Linked DNA regions of Homo sapiens: region 2 is linked to region 1. Evidence: read pairs that join two places in POLR2A ChIA-PET (ENCODE). Cell type or tissue: B cell. All regions are shown on one strand.

Region 1 (2,500 bases):
CCAGTGCTTTGGGAGGCCAAGGCAGGAGGATCAGTTGAGCCCAGGATTCAAGATCAGCCTGGGAAGCAAAATGAGACTCCGTTTCTACAAAAATAAAAATGAAATCAGCCGGGTAGGGTGGCACATGCCTGTCATCCCAGTTACTTGGGAGGCTGAGGTGAGAGGATCACTTGAGCCCAGGAGGTCAAGGCTGCAGTAAACTATGATTGTGCCACTGCAATTCAGCCTAGGCAACTGAGTGAGACCCTGTCTCAAAAAAAAAAAAAAAGAAGAAGAAGAATTTTGGATCAAGGATTATTGACCTCTTTTTGTTTAGTGTTTCTTAGGATATGTAGAACCTATTCTTGTGAAGAGAGAAAGATACGTTGTTCTTCTGTTTTCACCTTTATGAACCATATATGTTTCTGGTTGAAATTATGTGTATAAACACGTGAACACATTTATACATTATACATATATGTGCATACAACTATATACAAATTTAGGAAAAGCATGTGCATGGTGTGTGTGTGTGTGTGTGTGTGTGTGTGTGTGTGTGTGTGTGTGAAGGGTGGAGAGGGAGAGAAAGGTGGATGGTTGGGACAAGGGGAGTGGTTAACCGGGCCTGTTAGCATTGTTTCATCCTTGTGCTAGCTCAGGTTTGGTACCTAACATGGTGTGAAATAAGACCTTAATTGCACTTTCACAGCTGTGTTTAGCACGTAAGCTGATCATGAACAAATTCTCTTGTCAGAGATAAAAGCTTGAAATTCCAAGACTATGTAAAATCACAGACAATTAGAGTGTTCTGTGTACCGTACAAAATAATGGTAAAAAAAATTCAAACGGTCATAGCACAGTATAGTTTAAACTGCTGTTTTACTAATTCTTCTGGAGTGAGAAACATTTTCTGTAGTAGTTAAGCACCCAAAGAAGCCATTTTACCTTGCCTGTTAAAAAATGTGTGCAAGGTCTGTGGTTCAAGATTGAGAATGAAGGATGTGTGAGCCAATTGAATAGGTAATAGGAGTTCAGGTAAGCAGTTTAGGTAATGGTTTAAATTGGAGAAAGGCCAGACCATAGGGATTAACACCCTACCATTATGAAAAGTCCCATAAGATCTCAGATGACCTCAAGAGGCTTGTACTTTTGTTTGTTAAGAACCTTTGTAAGATTGTGCTAAGACACCGTGAAAAATACTGAGGCTGTAATGTTGCTTAACCATCTAAGTACCAGTAAATGTGGTAGAAATTATCTTTCTACTCAATTATAGCAACTAAAAGTCAGGCCCTGAATCAGTCAGAGGAAATGAACTCTTGGGTTGGAATGCACATAATTTCTTTTTATATATCAAAATGTTCAGTATTTCTTTGAGGTCCCAGATCTGAACAAACATTATTTCATGAGAAGATACACTTTTATTTCCTTCCAGTGCTTCTACAATGCTTTTTCTCCAATCCCGTGTTCTTTGCTGACAACAGCAAGTGTGTGTTCTTTGAGAGGTCAATAAATGCTGATTTCTGCAAGAAAACTCTTAGGAAGTGAGCCTAGACATTGTGAAGAGGAAGTACAAAGAATGAGGCAATTAAATGAAGAATATTGCAAAGGATTATTTTAAATTGTGAGTCAGAAGCCAAACTAATTTTGACTACTAAAATTGTGAGTCAGAAGCCAAACTAATTTTGGCTACTAAATTAGTTACTTCCCTCGGGCCTACCAATCTTCATATGTATACCATGGCTTATTTTGACTTAGCTGGTTAATTTATCCAGATACGTAGATGGTAGCAAATTGGCATTATCAAACTCTACTTTTTCATACCAAAGAGCAAAATAAGTGTGCTTATAACCGTAGTTCCTGTCTTTATAAAAATGTATGAATAAATTTGAGCCATGTAAATTAAGGTTACAGAACAGATAGCATTTAGTGAAGAAAAGCTGGTCCTTAGAGTATATCATTATTTACCCCATAGTACCTACCTAATGAAATCTAGTTTTAATGATTCTTTTTAGGACACCAAAGCTCATGAAGCCTATTACAATAACGTGTTTAATTCTGAGTAATTGTTTTTCCTATTTAAATGAAGAACTCAGTGACTAAAAATTTATTTCCTGCAAATTTTCTTAGATGATAGAAGTTATACGTAGTAAAACCAACAGGACCAACTGTGAGGCTGAAGGAATTTCAGTTAAGAGGTTTTAATTTTTATCAATTTAAACTGTGTTTTGAGGAGTGGACAGAAAGGGAAGAGGGATATTTTGAGATCACCCAGCAGTTTTTGATCTTTTGTCAGTTCTTTTGTAATGCTATAGATGACTACAATTTGAAACTTGAAATAAGAAATTTTTTGTATTGGGTGATTCACAAACTGTTGGGTTTTCTGAATGGCTTAAATCCTTTAAAGAAACAGTTTTAAAAAGACATAGCATGAGAACAGGATCATAATTATTCTGTAACCAGCAGTCTGTGTTGGTTACAGAAAGTATGCTTTTGTTTAACATTATAAATAAATTACCTTATA
Region 2 (2,500 bases), 92 kb before region 1:
TTTTTGAGACAAAGTCTTGTTCTTGTTGCCCAGGCTGGAGTGCAGTGGTGCTATCTCAGTTCATGCAATGTCCACCTCTCGGGTTCAAGCAATTCTCCCACCTCAGCCTCCTGAGTAGCTGGGATTTCAGGTGTGTGCCACCACACCTGGCTAATTTTTGCATTTTTAGTAGAGACAGGGTTTCACCATGTTGGCCAGGCTGGTCTTGAACTCCTGACCTCGGGTGATCCGCCTGCCTCGGCCTCCCAAAGTGCTAGGATTAGAGGCATGAGCCACTGTGCCTCGCCCAGTTTTCTTTAATTCTTAGTAAACTTCTAGTCTATTTGCATCTGGCCAATTCCATAGGGGGAGAATTCCAAAGCCAGAGGGTTTTTTTTAAGCTTCAGTCTTTGAATCTAGATTTTCATCTGAGCATTTTTGTCTTTTAGTAATAGGCCTTGGTATTCTAACTTAGAGGCCTCTATTTTGGTTTCTGCCTGATAACAATTTGAAACAATAGCCACTGGGTTTGCAAGGGGAGGGAGTGATGATGGTGTGTGAGCTGGTGGTGGAGGGAGTAGAGTGGAATAACTATTACCTTTCTCAGCAGGCAGGAATTGCTTGAAAGAGGCCTGAGTGTATTAAGACTTCTCCCTAGTGCCAATGTTATCCATTCTTGCCTTCATTAACATTAACATCCTCTTGGGGCTTTTTCAACCCTTTATGGCTCCAGATTATTGATGTTTCTGTCATCTTTTATTGCAGCCTATAAGCAAAAATGTTCACTTGTAACAAAGTGGTATCTTTTCCTCTCTGCCTTAGATAAATCAATCTTAGTCCTAAGTTTGAGCCTTTCTTAAAGGACATTACTAAAAACTAACAAGTAATAGTTGATATATTTTAGTATCCGACCTTTTAACAACAGGCCCTTTTACATTTTATCCTTGATAGGCACATGTTCTGAATCCCACTATACAACAGGTGCCAGTTTAACCTACTGCTTTGGTATCGAAGTCCCAGCCTGATACCAATGAGGCCTCATCTGAATCAGCTACTTCAACATTTCTGGATCTTTCTGTTACTAATCCCCATTCCTGGTATCAATTTATGAATTGTTAGAGCTATTTTAGTGAAAAACTAGTTATATATTTAGCTTAAGGCATAGTTTGATCCAAGGGCTTAAGCAATGTCATTAGAATTCTATTTCTTTTCATCTCTTGACTCTGTCTTGTGTGCTGGCTTCATTTTTAGGCTCCATGTGGTGGCTGCTGACAGCTCCAGTTTACATAATCCTTACTGTTAGCAATCTCAGTGGAAGAGTGCATGCTTCCTTCCCACAGGTGCCAGCAATAGTCTTCTTACATTTCACTGGCTCTGATTGGGATATGTGGCTAGAGGAATCCAGTAGCTCAGGTCTGATTCATGTCATTAATGTTTTTGAAAATGAAGTTCACTCCACCCAAAAGACATTGACTGAAGTAACAGAAGAGGAAAATCAGGGGATGGTTACCAGAAGAAGGGTGAATGTTAGTAAGAGGCAAACAAACGGAGTATCTCATTAGATGACAATGTGTAGTGTTTCCTAATTGCTTCACATGTGTTGGTTTTATCTCCTTCACTGGGCTGACTGTAAGTGTCTCAAGAGCAAGATCATGTATTATATGTCTTAACAGTGCCACCTCAGCAGGCGGTCCTTAGATACTGGCTGATTTATGGCCTCTTCTTTTATTACTAAAGATGGCACACTCTAAGAAGGTAACAAGAGCTTAATAAAGGGATAATTTATAGAGGGATGGGAATGGTTAAGGGAACCAACAAGGAATGGTAAAGTACTTAAGGACTGGCAACAATGGGAGACCTTAAGCTTGAAGGAACAGGGGAGGGGAGCTATTAGTGGAACCCTGTAAGAGCTGTAGCTTGGAAAGGGATGCCTGACAAAGGCTGTTACTATAAATAAAGAAATACAGTCACTGCCAAAATGTGGCCCAGCAAAGGACCGGGGAATAAACACTTGTCCTCTTTTCCTCCCATCCTCCAAACTTCTGTTGGTACCTCCCATTGACCAAACCAGAAACCAGAGGGCTTGTGTGGCACAGTCTGTAGAGTTCAGCTGCCAGTAAAAAGCAAGACAAATAGGGTAAAAAATGGATCTGTAGGTGCAAATGGAAAATTGCCAGGACACCCCTCTTATATTCCTTGAGCAACCCTAAGTACAAGCAATTCCTATTCTGTAAGTATTAACCATATAGACTGGATTTATCTGGAAAATATAACTTTACCCTTTTCAACAGACTTGTTAAATATATAGCCAATGTGGTTTGATTTTAATAGCATTTTAAGACTTTAACATTCATGAATTCATAAAAAGTCTTTTGTTAGCCCATGTAGTTGAAAAGGTGTCGTCATTGTATTGATATGGAACTCCTCAAGAATATTGTACCTGGCAATCCATCAGAAAGTCCTGGCACAGCACTCGTCAGAGTGACAAATTTGATAAATATTTGATGATTTGAAGAATGAT

The links. Peaks named below come from ENCODE experiments on the same cell type or tissue, not always from the same donor. Only the 100,000 strongest peaks of a DNase experiment are listed, where the experiment ranks them.
Region 2: POLR2A ChIA-PET joins it to region 1 with 6 read pairs; 2 of 35 experiments call an interaction of 5 or more read pairs at or near these places.

Annotation. Positions count from the first base shown.
Region 1 is chr15:56,983,749-56,986,248 of GRCh38, forward strand. The region is part of intron 3 of TCF12 (transcription factor 12); the gene reads left to right. Among named protein-coding and RNA genes, the nearest start is that of TCF12, 66 kb to the left of the region's middle. In B cell, no CTCF peak of the experiment used is centred here; no DNase peak of the experiment used is centred here; H3K27ac peaks cover 818 bases.
Region 2 is chr15:56,891,556-56,894,055 of GRCh38, forward strand. The region is part of intron 2 of TCF12-DT (TCF12 divergent transcript); the gene reads right to left. Among named protein-coding and RNA genes, the nearest start is that of LINC03065, 5.7 kb to the left of the region's middle. RefSeq lists an enhancer at 296-855. In B cell, no CTCF peak of the experiment used is centred here; no DNase peak of the experiment used is centred here.